Regions from separate parts of the Homo sapiens genome. Here region 1 is linked to region 2. A link is an interaction called in ENCODE POLR2A ChIA-PET data of the cell type or tissue named here. Cell type or tissue: PC-9. All regions are shown on one strand.

The links. Peaks named below come from ENCODE experiments on the same cell type or tissue, not always from the same donor. Only the 100,000 strongest peaks of a DNase experiment are listed, where the experiment ranks them.
Region 1: POLR2A ChIA-PET joins it to region 2 with 7 read pairs; 1 of 35 experiments calls an interaction of 5 or more read pairs at or near these places.

What each region holds. Positions count from the first base shown.
Region 1 is chr7:134,558,851-134,563,850 of GRCh38, forward strand. All of the region lies in intron 2 of AKR1B15 (aldo-keto reductase family 1 member B15), which reads left to right. Among named protein-coding and RNA genes, the nearest start is that of AKR1B15, 12 kb to the left of the region's middle. RefSeq lists an enhancer at 3,589-4,788. In PC-9, no CTCF peak of the experiment used is centred here; a DNase peak (open chromatin) is centred at 4,331; H3K4me3 peaks cover 420 bases; H3K27ac peaks cover 1,985 bases.
Region 2 is chr7:135,158,418-135,163,417 of GRCh38, forward strand. The region is part of intron 1 of TMEM140 (transmembrane protein 140); the gene reads left to right. It also overlaps a transcript of CYREN not described here. Among named protein-coding and RNA genes, the nearest start is that of CYREN, 9.8 kb to the right of the region's middle. RefSeq lists enhancers at 2,679-2,768, 2,849-2,898. In PC-9, no CTCF peak of the experiment used is centred here; no DNase peak of the experiment used is centred here; H3K27ac peaks cover 1,525 bases.

The sequences.
Region 1 (5,000 bases), 600 kb before region 2:
CCTGGAGTTTCCAGAACATCAGCATTGGCCTTGAGACCATGTTCTCATCCAAGGGTAGAAGAAAAGGAAGCTCGAACCAGCCTGGGAAGGACCCTACCTAGTGCTCCTATGTACTGAGACTGCAGTCTGGACAACAGAAAGAGGATGGACTCATCACACCCGAGTCAAGAAGGTGCCGCCACCTCCAGAATCATGAACTGTCACTCCACAGCCCACCCCCACCAAATTAACTCTAAAAAGAGCTTAATAATCACTTATTTATTCTCTTTTTTCTTTTCAACAGAAGGTCATCTTGTCATCAGTGTAACTCAGGCTAGTCATTTTTTAACCCTTCAGTTTGATGCCTGTTCAGTCATCCCGTATGGAGATGAGCAAGGTCAAAAGAAGCTAGCCCATGTTGATAAGTGTCTATGTCTATACCACAAAAAATCAAGCATGTATAAGTATGGAGTGTTAAAAGTCCCAGTGGTGACTGGGCAGATGTTTGGTGGACTAATAAGTACAAAGGGTGGAGAGCCAAGCTCCCTGCTTCAAATAAATTATGACGACCAAAACAAAAAACTCCAACTAGTCCCTGGTCCCACCCCACCAAATTGTAAGCCATGACACTGTAACCCCTTGTTGCTGATTATAAATAATCCCCGGACCATGGCCCAAGAGCCCTCTATATTCAAACAGTATGGGCTAGGAGGAGATGTTGAAGGACAGATCCATTTCTTAGAGAAATGAATGTGACAATGAAAAATGACACTACTCTTCGTTCATTTTTCTTTGACAAAATAATTTTTCTGTCAATTTTGTATGTATTTAATTTTAACCAAGTAAAGCTTCTTATGGACATATATTCATCAGATTTAAAAAATGAGTTTCTTAAAGGTGCAAAACCAGGAATAGCTTGGTAAATTCATGAAGCTAGAAAGTAGCTAATCAAAGTTCTTATTAAACCTTCTGGGGTTGATTAAGAGTAGCCAAAATTATGCCAGGTGCAGTGGCTCACGCCTGTAATCCCAGCACTTTGGGAGGCCAAGGCAGGCAGATCCCAAGGTCAGGAGATTGAGACCATCCTGGCCACCATGGTGTAACCTCGTCTCTAACAAAAACACAATAATTAGCTGGGTGTGGTGGTGTGCACCTGTAGTCCTAGCTACTTGGGAGGCTGAGGCAGGAGAATTGCTTGAACCCGGGAGGCAGAGGTTGTAGTGAGCTGAGATTGGGCAACTGCACTCCAGCCTGGGTGACAGAGCGAGACTCCACCTAAGAAAAAAAAAAAACTATTAGCGAAAATTCCTTGTAACAAATCCCCTCAAGAGGTGAAATCTATTTCCCTACTCCTTGGCCCCGTCCTGGCCTTGAGACTTGCTTTGATCAATAGAAGGTGACAGAAGTGACACTGCACACATTCCAAGGGTAGGCCTCCTACAATGCTGCTACCTATGAACAAGCCCAAGTTAGCCTCATGGAAAACGGAAAACACATAAAGAGGGTCCCTGTCTTCCCTGACAACCCAGTCCACCCAGTGAGGCCCACAGAGGTGAGGAAACCCAGCTGATACCACGTGGTTCTGAGATCGGCTTATCAGCTGATTCCTGCCCAAATTGCCAACCCACAAAATCACGAGCAAATAAATGGTTGCTGTAATAACCAGTTGGGTTGTTACACGAAAACAGCTAATAGATATACCTTCTTAATCTCAATTATCTAAAAAAGATATCCCTCCTCACTGATTCATAGCTAAGTGGTTCTAGAAGGAATATTTTTATGAATAATACACATTTCTTTATTCTGTGCATCACATGAAAATGGTCAGAATCAAAATGGAGTCACTAATGTTAAAAAACAAACAAAAGACTCTGACAAATACAGCTGGGAAGACCATGAAAAGAGGGTTCTAATGGTTGTACACCTGAAAACCAAAAGTACCACGAAAGACGGCGAACACCACAACCTTGAGCAAAGGCCATTCCAACTGAACAGAAAACATACTCTGCAAGGACCTCTGAACAACTGCCTGTCCAACCTCAGACTAACACCACTTTCGTGATTGATCTTTGGAGCCAAGGCTAATTAATTCAAAGAAATTAGATAATCCTCATTTTTTCCTTAAAAAATTTTTGTTTTCCTTTATTTTCCCAAATATACACATAGTTTACTGTGGCATGCATACTCCCATTGCAGTGGTCTATTCCCAGAGAAATATTTTTCTTTTAGGGACCTCTCTCTGTTATTTAGGTTTATAGTCACAAAGGATTTACTATTTCAACAATACTAGCACTGCATATCATCCAGTATACACTGGGAAAATAAGGTGCCCCATGTGCAGATCCAGGAGACTTTGTGACCACCAGATTATGAGGCATGCATGTATTTATTTATTTATTTTTGAGATGGAGTCTCTATCTGTCACCCAGGCTGGATTCCAGTGGCATAATCTTGGCTCACTGCAATCTCCACCTCCTAGGTTCAAGTGATTCTCAGGCCTCCCAAGCAGCTGGGACTACAGATACGAGCCACCTATGTGGCTAATTTTAGGATTTTTAGCAGACACAGGGTTTCACCATGTTGGCCAGGCTAGTTTCAAACACTTGAGCTCAAGTGATCCACCTGCCTTGGCCTCCCAAAATGCTGGGATTACAGGTGTGAGACACCATGCCCGGACCATGCATGTATTATTAATGTTGAAGTAGATAATTTAACAAACATCAATGAAGTGTTAACATTTTTCACTCATAGGTGCAAAATATCATGCCAATTGCCTTCTATGAGCTGTCGTAAGCCACAGCCTAGAGATTCAATTCCATTTCAAGATTCAACCAAAGCCAACTCATCAACAAGAACATGTAAAAGACAGAAAAACCCACTACCGGCAGGCTGAAACAGATGCTGTGACGTGGCCCTGGCCTGTCATGGCATGTCACAGCATGGCACAGGCCTATATCATGTTCCCTAGACTGCTGACTACCAACTAGTTACAGCTGACTCCAATCAGGTCGGGATTTGACCATCTCTGCACTGAACCTGCAATTGTAACTTTTAAAATTGAAACGCTGCTTCTCACCTCTCCTCCCTAGACTCCATTTCACAGGGAAACCATCACAGGGAAAGAAAGCCTTTGTTTTTTCTTCCTTCTTTGCTTTGCTTTCTCTCTTTCTTTTACACAGGGTCTCACTGTGTCGCCCAGGCTGGAGTGCAGTGGCACAATCTCGGCTCACTGCAACTTCCACCTCCTAGGTTCAAGCAATTCTCCTGTCTCAGCCTCCCAAGTAGCTGGGATTACAGACATGTGCCACTGTGTCTGGAGTTGATTCCTTCCAGTGGTTTTGTGGTCTGGCTGACTTCAAGACTGGAGCAGCGGACCTTCACAGTGAGTGTTACAGTTCTTAAAGATGGCACAGACCCAAAGAGTGAGCAGCAGGAAGATTTATTTTGAACAGCGGAAGAACAATGCTTCCACATCCTGTAAGGGTACCTAAGCGGGTTGCCTAAGCGTTGCTGCTGGGGGCTGGGGTGACCAGCTTTAATTCCCTTATTTGTCCCTACCCACTTCCTGTTGATTGGTCCATTTTACAGAGTGCTGATTGGTCCATTTTACAGAGTGCTGATTGGTCTATTTTACAGAGTGCTGATTGGTCCATTTTACAGAGCGCTGATTGGTCCATTATACGGAGCACTGATTGGTCCATTTTACAGAGTGCTGATTAGTCCATTTTACAAACCTCTAGCTAGCCACAGAGCACTGATTGGTGCATTTTACAATCCTAGCTACAGAGTGCTGATTGGTGCATCTTACAATCCTCTTGTAAGATAGAAAATTTCTCCGAGTCCCCACCCAACCCAGAAGTCCAGCTGGCTACACCTCTCACCACCACACCTACCTAATTTCTGTATTTTTAGTAGAGAGGGAGTATCACCATGTTGGCCAGGCTTCTTTCTTAATCTTTTCTTTTCTTTCTTTCCTTCCTTCCTTTCTTCCTTCCTTCCTTTCTCTTTCTTTCTTTCTTTCTTTCTTTCTTTCTTTCTTTCTTTCTTTCTTTCTTTCTTTCCTTCTTTCTTCCTTCCTTCTTTCCTTCCTTCCTTGCTCCCTTCCTTCCTTTACTCTCTTTCTGTCTTTTTCTGTCTGTTTTCTCTATTCCTTACTCTTCCCTCATTCCTTCCCTCCCTCCCCCAACTCTTCTTTCCTTCCTTTCTCTCTCCCTCCCTACTTTCCAACTTTGGGCTGTGTTGAATTTGTTGACTCATCGTGAACAAACAGAAACTCCAATGATACTGTTACCCAAGAGAACTTTGCAAAAGGTTGTCATGTTTAATAATTCATTCACAGAATCCTCAATCTCACAAAAGCCTGGAATGGATTTTCTGTTTGGACAGGGCAGGGAAGCTACTGTGGCCAGGCTCCAGCTCTTCCCACTGCAGCTAGCACAAGCCTTCTAAAGCAGGATGTGGCCAGGCACAGCTCATGCCTGTAATCCCAGCACTTTGGCAGGCCGAGGTGGGTGGATCACCTGAGGTCAGGAGTTTGAAACCAGTCTGTCTCTACTAAAAATACAAAAGTTAGATGGGAGTGATGGTGGGTGCCTGTAATCGCAGCTATTCAGGATGCTGAGGCAGGAGAATTGCTTGAACCTGGGAGACAGAGGTTGCAGTGAGCCAAGATCACACCACTGCACTCCAGCCTGGGCATCAGAGCAAGACTCCGTCTCAAAAACAAACAAACAAAAAGCAGTGAGAGGTGAAGCCACCTGGACTTCCTGGGTTGAGTGGAGACTTGGAGAACTTTTCTCTTTAGCTAGCAGATTGTAAAGTCACCAATCAGTGCTCTGTGTCTGGCTAAAGGATTGTTAATGCACCAATCAGCACTCTGTAAAAATGTACCAATCTTTCATCCCATCTCATCCCATCTTTCAGTCACTTCACAAATGGTTCCTAGTAGATACAAAACAGTTTTTTCTCCAATGGGAAAACAGAAAACAGCCACTCAGTTTGCTCCCAACACCCGTTTCTAG
Region 2 (5,000 bases):
CCAGAGAGGGAGGAGCACCTCACAAGTAAGCAGCATTGGCAACAAGCTGTGGAACACACAGGATGGCCACATCTCGGTCTCACAGCAGCCCATGGCAGGGCAGGGGGTCTTGTCCTAGATATGTGTAGGATGGCCTGATTTCCCTATCCTTCCTTAGCCAAGAGGCAGCTACAGCCTCATCAGCCCAAACTCAGGCTGGGAGGGGAATGCAGCCCAGCATTAAACTCTCAAAATGCTACCTTGGGCCTGGGATCAGAGAGTGTCCCTCCCAGACAAGCAGTGTGGAAAAGAAGCTGTGGGGAGGGGTGTCTACTCACATCTGTCTCAATAGCAGCCCACAGCAGGGCAGCAGACCCTCCCAGGGGTGCATGGGAGCACCTGCTCTCCCGTCTCCCTCCTTGAAGCAGCTCGGCAGCAAGAGCCATGTCTGTAGAGTCCCAGTATCTAGGCTCTCAAAATGGCACCCTGCTGAGGCTGCTCCAGGTTCAGATGCATGTGAGATTTTGTATTGGTTTCCTTTCTGGAGCAATGCCTCTGTGCAATGTTTAGGCAGCTCCGAATGTCAGGCCCAGGCCCTGGCCCAGTGGGTCGAGGTTTCCTTCCGTGGCCAAGATTATAAAAGTTTGTTTTGGAGCCCTAGGGGGTTCTCTCTTACTGTTTCCCCACATCAGGAGCCTCTCCCGACTCTCAGTCGGTTCCCAGCTGGGCAAGCTGCCTCGAATCCTCTCCTTACTTCTCATGTTTCCCATATCTTTTCTGGTTTATCCTAGCATTCTCTCCTAGACAATCTGTTCAAAATGGATCCACTTACTATTCTGGTTTCTCACCATGGTGGAGGCACATACTACCTGTGTTTAGATAGCCATCTTGATCCTTTCGAAAATTTACTCTTTCAATAAGAACCTGACAAATACATAATTTAGAATTAAATGATACAATATTTGTGTCTCTTTCAGCCGCCATCCCATTCTCCCTTATTAGTATGAAAATGTTAGAGGTGCTTAAACCAACAAAAAAGCTGCCTTAAATTAATCTCCTGAGAATACTTTCCTTCTATTTCCCTAACTAGGAATTTGTATCGCCTTTAAGCAGAAATCATCTCCCTCCTAAGGCCCTGCTCAGGCTGTAACTCTTGAGTGACAGTGGTCAAGTTACATGCTGACCTGGAATCTAAATCTGCATCTTGTTCCAGAGGACCTAGTGCAGCAAAGCATTATACTTTACTGTCACAACTAAGATGGCAAAAGGCTAACAGCCTTTATTTTTAAAGGGTTCATACAGACCAACAAACAAAAACTGAAACTCAAAATTATTTTTAAAATAGCAAAAGAACTGACAGCACTTCACAAAAGAAGAAATACAGATGGTCAACAAACACTTGAAAATGTTAAACTTTACTTATTATGAAGAAAAACTATCAATGATTCATCATTTGTCATTATCAAAGAATAAAAGACTCAAGAATATGCAATACTGGGGAGGATGGGATGAGACAGGCACTCTCTGAAACTGCTGGTGGAAACATAAGTTGATTCACAAAAATATTCACCATAGCATTCATAGCATTATAAAATAATGTTACAAAGCATCTATGTATAAACTATAAACTATGATACAGCTATATGCAGCCCTTAATGTTTAGGAACCATTTCTAGTTCACATAGAATGATGTTCACAAAGTGGGATACAAACATATATATTTATGTAATCCCAACAGTGTAAAACAATAGTGTAAAAAGAAGTGTGCTGTTCAGAGTGGTTATTTCTACGACCTGAAGTATAGATGACTTTTAGTCTTTTCTCTGCACTTTCATGTATTTTCTAGTTTCCTACAATCAGCATGTGTTATTATAAACAGGAAAAGGTTTATCTAAAAATGGCCACAGTGACTCAGCAGTCTCCCCTTTGCCCTCTGAAGGAAACACTGGCTTATCATTAAAGGACATTTAAAAGCTCATTGTGGTGGAAGTGTCATTACCAGGATTGTTTAAGAAAAGAAAAACAAAAACCAGGGAAGGCCCATGGGGAAGTAGAGAAGAGTGTCATGGGGTTTCCAACCAAAGATCCATATGCTGTCACTGCAAAATGTTTAGGGAAAGAAGCGAGGACTGACTTCCACCCTCTCCATACACAAGTTCCTGAATTCTGTCCATAGTTCAACAGAAAGCATGGATGGGCCATGCCAGCACTGTGCTGAGCATGCATACGACATTAAACACAACCCTCCCTCAGGCAGCTCTGCTGTCCTAAGATGTGTAACCAGGATTCGTACATGAAAGAACTCAGGGAGCCTATGTAGCATTTTCATTCGCTCATTTAAAAAAAAAAAACAAAAAAAAGAGCCCCTACTGTGTATCAAAATAACAAAACTGAAGACTGTTCCTCAGAGACATGACACTAGAGTGGAGAATAAATCCTAATTTATAGCTAAACCAGAGTGTGGGCTGAAGGAGCCCAGGAATGCTCTTGCTGCATGGATCAGATTTAGAGAAGCAGAAAGTAGAGTAGGACTCTAGGAGCTGGGGGGTGGCTGAGGATGGGCAGATGGGAATGTATTCATACACAGCCTGAGCAGCTGAGCAGGTGCTGGACTGCACAAGGCAAGAGGGGAAGCTGGGCCTCACCAGAGAATTCCAAGTTCAAGTTCCAAGTCGCACCAGATGATGGCGAGCCTCATAAGAGCTGGGACTGAATATAAAAAGGTGAGAGGCCACCACCTTCTCCACATGCCTGGTCCTGGGCTTCTTGGCTCGTTTTGTTTTGCTCTACATTAAAAGGTCAGTTGAGAGAAAATGAGGAAGTCAAAACAAAGGCTCCTGGCGTCTGGCAGGAGCTGCCGCAAGGTGGCTGATGCAATCTCCCCGAGGAGCCACATTAATTTTTAAAAAGGCAGCTGTTTTCAAAGCAAAACGTTTAATAATTTTTTTTGGAACCCCAGTGTAACAGAATTCAAATGGGAAAAGTGAGAGGGAGTGTTTAAACAAAGGCATCCCCAAGTCCCTTCCCAGTTGGTCCTGAACAATGGAGGAGGTCAAACCTTCTTTTCCACAGCATGATGGTATAAATCAGGGAAGTCCTGGAAATCTATTCCACACCCTAAAATACCCAAACCCATTAAAAGCACAGATATAGGCTTTTACAAACATTTACTAAATAAGCAAAACCATACAAAATATGTTCCCGTCGGCAATTTTTCCCATACCATGGACTCAAATGGTTAAAACTCCTTATCATCCCAGACTAATGCCACCTTTTCAATTCCCAATAATTCCTTCCGTAACAAGCATCATTGCTCCAAGAATCTCTCAACTACATTCAAACCCGAGTCTTCAGACCCTTGGCCCTCTGGGACCTCCAGAGCCTTTGACAGTGCCACCCAAGGCAGCAGCCAGGGCTTCTGCTGGGACAGCCCCTCACTCCTCCACTCTGACTGTCCCCACTGGGCTTCTCTGGAGCAGAAGCCACGGGCAGAACTGGGCAGACTGCCCAGTGCTGCTGAGTCCAGAGAAGCGGCATCTGAGGGGAGGCGGTGGCAGTGTGGACCCCACCCTTACTGTATTCACAGGCCCCAGCTCTCCATCAGCCAGCCTGCCCAGGTCTCTGCCAAAGAAGTCGCTGGTCAATCTTCATTCTCATTTTTGGCATACACCTAGGTCCTTTGAATGGAGCTGCCCTCTCTCTCAGCCTGTTCCATGTTCTTTATTTTCCCCACTTGGTCCCTTTCTGTAACAAATGCAGTGTGTAGAATGAGACAGACCTTCCAGTCAGCTCTGGGAAAGAGGAGGGAGCTGTTCCCCCAGAGGGGTCCCCTCAGAAACTGATCATCAGGGCTGTGTAGCCTTCAGGTCCCTTCCCAGGGCCACGACTCATTTTGCTGCTGAACACCACCTGGGACTCCCTGCTGGGGCTTCCAGGAGGCCATTTGGTATCATGGCCCCAGTACCTTGTGCCTCACAAAGCTTGAAGCTCTGTGTTCCTAGTCACTTCCTGGTGAATGCTGTTGTATTAGTCCATTTTCATACTGCTATGAAGAGATACCCAGTAATTTGAAAAGAAAAAGAGGTTTAATGGACTCATAGTTCCACATGGTTAGGGAGGCCTCACAATCATGGTGAAAGGCAAAGGAAGAGCAAAAGCACATCTTACATGGCAGCAGGCAAGAGAACATGTGCAGGGGAAATGCCCTTTATAAAACCATCAGATATCATGAGACTCACTACCATGAGTACAGTATGGGGGAAACCCACCCCCATGATCCAATTACCTCCCACTGGGTCCCTCCCACAATGTGGGGATTATGGGAGCTATAATTCAAGATGAGATTTGGGTAGGGACACAGCCAAACCATATCAGCCGAAACTTATCCCATACTGGAAAATACACATATGTAAAATACAGTGTGCAGACCACTGTTTCAGAGACCAACTGGACAAAGCCCTTCTGATTTAAAACGGAGTGAAAAGAATTTTTTAAAAGAGTATAACAAAGTGGGCACTTTTATATACAATTAGAGGGACTATGATTAGCAAATTTTCTGTAGGCCAGTTAGGCAGTATTTAGCAAGATCACTAAAAGATATTTCTACCCTTGATCCAATGATTGCACTTATAGGTAGATCACCTGAGAAAAATCAGATTCCAAACACGATTCACACAGCGTCTTCACTTATAATGGTGAAAAGTGGAAACAATTTGTCTAGTAATAGTGTAATGGATGATCCCACATGAACTATTGCACAGCCATTGATCATGTTTTTGAAGAATATTTAACAGCTTTGAAAAATGTTTACTAAATCTAGTGAAAAAACATTACATTCAACATCATGATTATGTAAAAATACATCAGTACAGGAAGAAAATATTGGTAGAATATTAACAGTGGTTTTATGTGTATGATGGGATAAAAGGTTATCTTTTTTATTATTATTTTTAAAATATCTTCTGGCCAGGCATGGTGGCTCATGCCTGTAATCCCAGCACTTTGGGAGGCCAAGGTGGGTG